2 separate regions of the Homo sapiens genome follow, and region 1 is linked to region 2. A link is an interaction called in ENCODE POLR2A ChIA-PET data of the cell type or tissue named here. Cell type or tissue: Panc1. All regions are shown on one strand. Each heading gives the region's core, and the rest is flanking DNA. Links, peaks and the distances in the headings are about the cores only.

The links. ChIA-PET counts read pairs that join two places held together with the same protein. Peaks named below come from ENCODE experiments on the same cell type or tissue, not always from the same donor. Only the 100,000 strongest peaks of a DNase experiment are listed, where the experiment ranks them.
Region 1: POLR2A ChIA-PET joins it to region 2 with 12 read pairs; 2 of 35 experiments call an interaction of 5 or more read pairs at or near these places.

What each region holds. Positions count from the first base shown.
Region 1 is chr15:31,300,931-31,304,930 of GRCh38, reverse strand. No RefSeq gene overlaps it. Among named protein-coding and RNA genes, the nearest start is that of KLF13, 24 kb to the left of the region's middle. RefSeq lists enhancers at 1-1,344, 1,439-1,741, 1,978-2,660. In Panc1, for the core only: no CTCF peak of the experiment used is centred there; no DNase peak of the experiment used is centred there; H3K27ac peaks cover 496 bases.
Region 2 is chr15:31,152,095-31,157,406 of GRCh38, reverse strand. It overlaps a transcript of TRPM1 not described here. Among named protein-coding and RNA genes, the nearest start is that of TRPM1, 53 kb to the right of the region's middle. In Panc1, for the core only: no CTCF peak of the experiment used is centred there; no DNase peak of the experiment used is centred there.

The sequences.
Region 1 (4,000 bases), core at 1-4,000, 150 kb before region 2:
GCCCTCATTAGAGACGCCTGTGTGCAGCCCTGAATTTCTATCATAAAAGCATCTTTCAAATGAATAAATAATGACTAGAGAAAAGGAAGAAAGCAGATTGCATTTCATTGGGCAGGAAAGTTGCTTGGTCTCTCGGGGCTATTTGGCCAAGCTGCCCACAGGTGCCCACTGCGTGAACACAGGTGTGAGTCCCCACCAGATGCTGTTCATTGCTTTCTAAGTACCCTCGCCCCCACCTCCACCCCAACCCCAGCCCCATCCCAGCCCTTCCAGCTTGCAAAGTCATTCTATCATGGCTGTCTCTCCAAAAAAGAGCCATTTCCCAGGAAGGCACCACCCTGACCACTGGCCTTGTCCCGTGGCATGAAGCCAGCGTCACTCTGGACATTGCTGGCTGAGCTGGTTGGACTATGACTGTGGTGGCCAGCACCTCCCAGGCCTGACCCTGCAGAGAAAGGCCGAAGATGAACTCTGACCCCTGGGTGCAGCCACCCCAGCCAGCCCAGCCAGGCCCAGCGGGCAGCACCCCTCTGTCCCCATGGGCCTGGGATGCAGTGTCCCATTTTCCCTGGTGAGACTGGCCTTGTGGGCTATACAGGGGGCAGGAACTAGCAAGGCTATTCAGGGCCTCACCGAGGGGAAGGGCCACTGTCTCCATGGCTGCCAATTTCTGGCGACGTCCCCAGTGGTCTTCCTCCTGCAGGTTCTCAGGCGGTGCCCTCCCACTCCAGGCTGTGCCTGGCTGGGGGGTGGGGGTGCAGGCCAGGCTGGCTCCGGCTCCCACTCACACTAGTGCTACAGGGCTATGGTCCCATCCCTTAGCTGGGCTAGAAACGGAGAGGCGCTAGGCTTGGGGCTTGGGGAAGGGTCCATCTTCAATAGCTTAGTTCTCAAACTGTGTTCTGGGGTGGGCAGGGAGGGTGAGCCACACTCCACAGGCAATGGTGAGTGCTTGAAAACGCCTTTTACAAACTAGTGAAAACAAACACAGGAGTATGCTGAATAGCACACATCATCCCATGACGTTTGAAGGCAGAGCAACATCTCTTGCAGGCAGCTCTGCAGGGGGCCCTCTTGGGCCTTATCACTCTCAGTTGGTGGTAGACAAAAGTCTGAGACCCCCATCGCATGAATTTGTGTTCCTGTCACTTTTCACATGCATTCATGCTGGTGCATGATCTCTAATCTTTATAGGAGTCATTTTATCTCCTTTGGAGGGATTTGGGAGTGAGGAGTTGAGAGGCAAGGCTTTAAAGGAGCTTGAGGTCACCTCCCCTCACCCACTCCCAGGTGGAGTCAGCCCCTGAAGCCCCTCTTCCAGCCAGGTAGGCCTGGTTGTGGCTCGTGGCTCCGGGAAGGGAAGGCTGTGTGGGCGGGGTGGTTGTGTGGGCGGGGTGATTCCTCTTGGCTTGGCTCAGGGGCCCAGCGCTGTCCCAATCTTGTTTGGGGTGTGGTCTCTTTTATGCTGTATAATGACTCAAAAAAAAAAAAAAAAAAAAAGACCTTGTTCTTGAACAAACCAAGAATATCTGTCCCAGCATAATGACAGAAATATTGTGACAAATTAAGCATCTGTCATTGAGCTATCAGGCTCTATTTTAGGTTAAACCTGCTTAGAGATTACGCTCCTTTCAGCTCAGTGCTGCCTCCCACTGTGCCCTGTAGGCACTCTGAGGCTCTGGGGACAATTGTTGGGCCTCACCGGGCCCCAGTGGCTCCGTCTGAGATTCAAGGGGGTGGGCTTAGCCCCTGCTCAGACACTTGCGGCACATCCAGCCAGCCTAGGGAAATTTCATCTACTTCTCCACAGTCCCCATCCCCTCTTCGGCACCCCCATCTCCCACCTAGGTCCTAACGGCATGTGGCACTCAGCGAGCTCCAACTCTCGCTGGACAGTGGGAGTTGTAAAGGGAGCAAGGTGCCCCTGCTTGTCCCTGGCAGAGAGAGCCCAGGGACCCCACGAGGGGTCTAGAGGTCTAGAAACAGGCATGCACCATCTCCTTTCTGGGCCAGGGCCGGAGGGACACACACAAGGCAGCTGAGGGGGTCGAGGTCACCTTCAGGCCACTTGGGGATGGTCTGGAGCCTGTCCTGCTGTGTCCCTCAGCCCCCTCCGTGCCTGGAACTGGCCCTACCCCAGCAGCCCCCCATTCCTAGAGGAGACTCCAGTGACTCGATTTCTCCAAGGATCTCTGTATTTGCAGTGCTTAGTACTTTATCTCCCCCACCGGTCTCAACTTCACAGAAGAGACAACTGCCACAGAGAGGCGACCTGCGTGTGCTTCCCCAGCCACTTCTAACCTGCCGACCTCATGCCCTCTTCCCTAGCCTGCAGGTCCTCTGCCAGCCACACCTGGGGCCATGACGTCCCCTCTCAGGGAAGAGCCAGGGACTCCTGCTCTACAGAAGCTCACCCCTGGGTGGCTTGGACTCATAGCCAGGCCAGGGAGTGCGGAGTGGCCCCCCAGCCAGACGCCACATTGCATTTTGCAGAATGCGCCATTCCGCACGGCCCCCGCACACGCTGCTCCCTGGCCTGGAATACATCCTTGAGCATCCTTTTTCTGCTCTGGGAGCCTTCTCTGCCCACACACTCTCCTGGCAGCCTGGGCACTGTGCAGTTATTTAGGGCTGTTCCTGTTCGTTTGCCTCCTCGGCTTCCTACCAGACTGTGAGCTTCTTGGGGGCTGGTCTGGACTCAGGGGACCCAAGATGGGCCTCATGGTGTCCAGGGAGGGTGTGCAGACCTCCCTCTGTCCCACAGTTCCCACTGGTCCCCTCTATGCATACAGAAAGGTCCAGATGGCGGAGAATGTTCCAGGCCCAGAAGCATCTCTTCAATGATCCCTTCCTGAGTAGGGGTGTCCATAAGGTGCTGTCCCCTAAGTTCCCAGAGCCCCTCACGGCTGGGGCCTTTCTCCACGGGTCTGGGAAAATCAGTCTCAGCAACCAATTGCACCTAATTATTTACAGGACTGAAATGGGTTAGAAATCTTGCAAGATTCAGGCCCAGTAGAAAGGCCCTTTTGCATTTTTAAAAAATCTCAATGCAAATCCAATGCAAAAAAAAAATAAAAATATCTGAGGGTGTTTCTTAAATTAAGTTTGACACGTTACTGTGTCATTCAAAAAAAAAAATAACCAAAACAGGCCTTTCCTGGATTTGTTTCTTAAACATTTCTGTGAACGAGAAGCAATTTCCCTGCCAGCCCCTCACTCCAGATGGCCTAATCCCCTCGGGACCTGCTTCAGGCCCGATAACATCTCTTGGTGAGCTGGTCACAGTAAGGCCCTGCACTCACTTCTCGGCAGGGTCCCCAAGGGACCTCGCCACTGGGCAGCCGTGGCAGATGGGCTGTCCCTGCCTGCCCACACACAGCAGCCATCCCCACGAAGCAGGGGATGGTCCCTGCTGGCTGAAGGATGGCTGTTTTTCTCAGATCCAGGCCAAGTCACTCGGGCAAAAGGTCTGTTCCTTCCTACTGAATGCTCTGTTTGTAGCAATGCTAGGGCAACCCAAAGAGGACGGACTCTGTAGAGAGCCCATTGACACCACCCTTATCTGCCAAGGGAGGAGCTGAGGAGGGGCTTCCTGCCCAGCATCGCCAAGGGTGTTCCTGAGAGCCGGGCTGGACACCAGGGCCCTGCCCTTGCCCCACACAGGCTGCAGGGGAGCTGTGCAGGGCTGCACAAGTGTGCGTTCTCAAGGTGAACAAAGGCAGTGGGGGTGGGGAGGGGCAGGGAAGGGAGAGTCAATGCCATCCCTGGTCCAGATGGGAGAAGGTCCCAGCTCAGGAGAGCCCCCACCCCCACCCAGCTCTGGGAAACTCTGAGGCATCCCACACAGGGCCCTCCAGACGTGACTTCCCGGCTGCTGCCCACCAACTGTTCCCCACGGCTGCCCAGCTGCGCCTGCACGAGGCGCCCAGCCAGCCCAGCCAGCACCGAGGGGTCGATGTTTGGGGGCTTCAGGAGCCACATTTTTATACAGGCTGAAAAT
Region 2 (5,312 bases), core at 1-4,000:
GCAAAAATGCTCACATTCACATTCATGCTGTAGAAGACCAGAAACAACAAACAGTTCATTCAAAACAGTATAGGTAAGCTTTTGTTTATTCACATAATGAAATACTACACAGCACTTAAAACAAATGAACCAAGCCACCTGTATCAACATGGATAAACCTCAGAACATACTGCTGGATTAAAAAATAAGCCACTAGCCAGGCGTGGTGGCTCACACTTGTAATCCCAGCACTTTGGGAGGCCAAAGCGGGCAGATTGCTTGAGTCCAGGAGTTTGAGACGAGTCTGGGCAACATGGTGAAGCCCCATCTCTATGAAAAATACAAAAAATTAACCAGGTGTGGTGGAGTGCACCTGTAGTCCCAGGTATTAGGAGGCTGAGGTGGGAGGACTACTTGAGCCCAAGGAGGTCAAGGATGCAGCGAGCTGCACTCTAGCCTGGGCAACAGAGTGAGACCCTATCTCAAAAAAAAAAAAATAAATGTAAGTACACTATTTATAGAAAAATCTAAAACAAGGGAAATCCAAAATAAATACATACATCTCTTCAAAGTGGAGATGGTTAGCTGTATCTATAATGTTGACAAAAATAGTCAAACTCTGTGAAACATTTAAAGACATTTATTCTGAGCCAAATATGAATGATCATGGCCCAAGGCACAGTCTCAAGAGGTCCCGAGAACATGCGCCCAGGCACTGGGTTAGAGCTTGGCTTTATACATTATAGGGAGACGTAAAAGATCAGTCAATACATGTGAGGTATACACTGGTTCGGCCTGGAAATGGGGACATATTGTGGGGAGGGTGGCCCACAGGTCACATAGGTGGATACAAAGGTTTTCTGGTTGGCAATTGGTTGAAAGAGTTATTATCAAAAACCTGGAATCAATAGAAAGAAGTGTCTGGGTTAAGATAAGGAGTTGTGAAGTTCAAAGTTCTTATTATGTAGATGATGTCTCTTAGGTGGCCACCCTTAGAGACAATAGATGGCAAATGTTTCCTGTTCAGGTCTTTAAAAGGTGCTAGACTCTCAGCTAATCTCTTCAGCAGTGGGAGGGCCTAGAAGGGGAAAGCTCTATTATGTTAATAGAACTCTTTACAGCTGCAAATTTTCCCCCACAAAAGATGGCGGGCCATTTCAAAATATGGCAAAGAAACATATTCTGGGGTAAAATATTTTGATTTCCTTTTTTTTTTTTTTTTTTTTTTTTTTGACAGAGGTCTCGCTCTGTCACCCAGCCTGGAGTGCAGTGGTACAATCTCGACTCACTACAACCTCCGCCTCCCAGGTTCAACTGATTCTTGTGCCTCAGCCTCCAGAGTAGCTGGGATTACAGGTGCCCACCACCATGCCTGGCTAATTTTTGTATTTTTAGTAGAGACGGGGTTTCACCATGTTGGCCAGGCTGGTCTTCAACTCCTGATCTCAAGTGATCCACCTGCCTTGGCCTCCCAAAGCGCTGGGATTACAGGTGTGAGCCACTGCACCTGGCCGATTTCCTTCTTTATCTGTCATGTGATGTTATGCCATAGTCAGGTTGGAAAGTAAGTCACATTATATACAGTTAAATGAAACCCAACTGATGAGATTTTATGGTCTGTAAGGCATGACTCCCCAGTCCCTTAGATAGGAATTTGGGCAAGAGAGAAAAAAGGTCAGAGTTTAGTCCTCAGTAATGTTCATTCTCTCTCTCTCTCCCCCTCCCTTTCTCCCTTCTTCCTTCCCTCCTTTTAAGAGAGAAAAATATATATAAGTACACATGTAAAGTCACAACATCTGTAAAACAGAATTGTGGGTCTTCACTTGTCTGTTATATCAGTCTTGTCTATGATTTTGAAATTTAATTTTGAATTAAATGTTTTCACAATTTAAACATGTTTTGATACTTCGCAAGCGAGCCACAGGAAGAGTGAGGGTGAAGCTGAGGAGCACAGCCTCAACGGTTTGTGCCTGCCTAAGGCACAAACAGGTGATAGAGTGGAGCTAAGAAGAACTTCTGCAAACTCCCCTTGGTTATCTGAGCTTCCTTGTCTAACCATGTGTGGTTGGAGCTGCAGGCAGGAGCCTCCTTCACCAAGCTCCCCCACTGCAGTCTCCCACTCTTCAGAGCAACTGAGTAGCAGGCACGCCCCCGGCTCAGGGGACAGCAGCTCTCACCTCTCCCTGGGCCCGAAGCACTAGGACCACGCTTGGCTCCCTTTGAGGCTACAGCACCTCCATTTCCCAGAGAGTGTTGCTGGAACCCAGGGAAGTTTCATGTACGCTCACATAGGCTGTGTTTGGAATCTGCTTGGATGCAGAATTCCACATGGAAATTTGTAACCACCCAAGGGGTTCACCTTGCCTGCTGCTTAAACAGAGCCAATTCATGGAGACAGGGGAATTGCAAAGAGAAAGAATAATTCACACGGATTATTACTCAAATCAATCTCCCTGAGCATTCGGGGAGCAGAGCTTTTATGGATAACTTGGTGGGTGGGGGGAAGCCAGTGAGCCAGGAGTACTGATTGGTCAAGGATGAAATCACAGGGAGTCAGACCTGTCATCCTGTTTTCAGTCAGTTCCTGGGTGGGGGTCACAAGATCAGATGAGCCAGTGTATTGATCTGGGTGGTACCAGCAGATCCATCAAGTGCAGGTTCTGCAAAATATCTCAAGCACTGCTCTTAGGAGCAGTTTAGGGAGGGTCAGAATCTTGTAGCCTCCAGCTGCCTGACTCCTAAACCGTAATTTCTAATCTTGTGGCTAATGTTAGTCCTACAAAGGCAGTCTAGTCCCCCGGCAAGAAGGAGGTCGGCTTTGGGAAAGGGCTGTTATAGTCTTTGTTTAAACTATAAATTATAAACTAAGTTTATCCGAAAGTTAGTTCAGCCTGCGCCCAGGAATGATCAAGGACAGCTTAGAGGTTAGAAGCAAGATGGAGTTGATTAAGTTAGATCTCTTTCACTGTCTTAGTCATAATTTTGCAAAGGCAGTTTCAGATTCAAAACAATTCCTGTCTCACAGAAGGAGGAGACCCAGAAAACCTCCTCTGTTCCCCAGTCCTCATCAGAGGCCTTGAATGTAACACACCCCATGCCACCCTCACCCATCTCTCTATGGCTTCACATCATACAAAGAATAAAACCCAAAATCTGTCTGTGACAAAGGGCTCATTGCTGTCTTGCTAAATTTTTCAATCCATTGAAGACCTGTACTTTCATACAAGGCAATAAAAATGAATTGCCAAAAAATGAAATTTTAAAATGACATGCAAAATCCAAGCCCTAAGTTTTCTTTAATTGTTAAATTCCGTAGACAGACATTGATTCTTTCAAACTGCTAAAATTAGGTCTAAATGTAGGCTGTCGTTTCTGAACCCTCTGGGTATGGCCAGTAGCCAACAGTTTGCAGCCCATGCTTGGAACACACTTTGAGTACTGGGGTCCAAGAGACTCCACACATCCCATTCAATCCTCTCCCCAGTCCTGGGAAGCAGGACTCTGGTCCTCTCTCCAGCTGAGAAAGAATCTCAACGGTGGAAGCCTTGTCCAAGGGACCTTGTGAACCAAAAAGTATCTGAGACAAGTCTCAATCAGTTTGAGACTTGTCGATGTTTTCAATAACATGCCCGTGACACAGGCTCAGGAGCTCCTGACAACATGTGGCTCACACTGTTGTTGGCTCAGCCTGGAAAAGCAGAAAATCTTGAAGGGCGGGGAGGGGAGGCTTCCAGATGATAAGTGGATTCACAGATTTTCTGACTGGCGATTGGTTGAAAGAGTTCATCTAAAGACCTGGAATCTGGCCAGACACGGTGGCTCACACCTGTAGTCCCAGAACTTTGGGAGGCTGAGGTGGGTGGATTGCCTGAGGTTAGGATTTCGAGACAGCCTGGCCAACATGGTGAAACCCTGTCTCTACTAAAAATGCAAAAATTAGCTAGGCATGGTGGCAGGTTCCTGTAATCCCCACTACTCAAGAGGGTGAGACAAGAGAATTGCTTGAACCTGGGAGGCGGAGGTTGCAGTGAGCCAAGATCACACCACTGTACTACAGCCTAGGCGGCAAAGTGAGACTCCATCTAAAAAATAAAGACCTGAAATCCATAGAAAGGAGTGTCTGGGTTAAAATAAGAGTTGGGAGACCAAGGTTCTTATTATGCAGATGAAGCCTCCAGGTGGACAGCTTCAGAGAGAATAGATTGTAAATGTTTCTTATCAGACATAAAAAGGTGCCAGACTCTTAGTTAATTCTTTCCTGTATCAGGGAAAAGACCTGGAAAGGGAAAGGGATTCTCTACAGAATGTAGATTTTCCCCACAACAGACAGCTGTAAAGGACCATTCCAAAATATGTCAAAGAAATATATTTTAGGGTAAAATACTTTGAGTTCTTTCAGGGCCTGCTATCTGTCATGATGCTATACTAGAGTCAGCCTGGAATTTAGTGTCTTATTGCTACAAAGGCCTTGAGATCTCTGTTTTAGGCTGGGTGCAGTGGCTCATGCCTGTAATCCCAACACTTTAGGAGGCTGAGGCAAGAGGATCACTTGAGCCTAGGAGTTCAAGACCAGCCTGGGCAACATAGTGAGACCCTGTCTCTACAAGAAAATTTTAAAATTACCAGATGTGGTGGTGTGTGCCTGTGGTCCCAGCTACTTGGGAGGCTGAGGTGGGAGGATCACTTAATCTTGGTAGGTCAAGGCTGCAGCGAGCCATGATCGCACCACAACACTGTAGTCTGGGTAACAGAGCCAGACCCTGTCTCACACACACGTAGTCTCTGTTTTAATGTCAATGCTGGTCAGTTGTGCCTAAATTCCAAAAGAAGGAGGGTATGCTGAGGCATGTCCAAATCCCCTGCTTCCCGTCATGGCCTGAACTAGTTTTTCAGGTTAACTTTGGAATGTCCTTGGCTGAAAGGAGGGGTCCATTCAGATGGTTGGGGGTGCTTAGAATTTTGTTTTTAGTTCACAGCCTCAGTCAGGGGTCCACTTTGTCCAAGGCCCTGCAGTGGGCCACTTCCACAGGAGCATCTTCCAGGGCAGCAGTGCCCAGGGCTGCTGAAGACACCTTTTGAACCCAGTCCTGGGAGAACTCCTGAAGCGGAGACATGCCTGATTCACCAGCCTCCAAGCTGGGCAGGTGGTCCCACATCTGTGCCCATAGAGGGTTGGGGGGCACTTCAGACCCAGGCACTAATCCATGCCCATGCCTGAGCAGAGTTCTGCAGGCAACTGCCCTTGAGGGATGGGGCCCAGGGCCTGAGTGATGGGTTCAAGGACCCTTGAGTTGGGGTAGGGTGTGCTATAGAGGACCCCAAGCTTGAGAGCA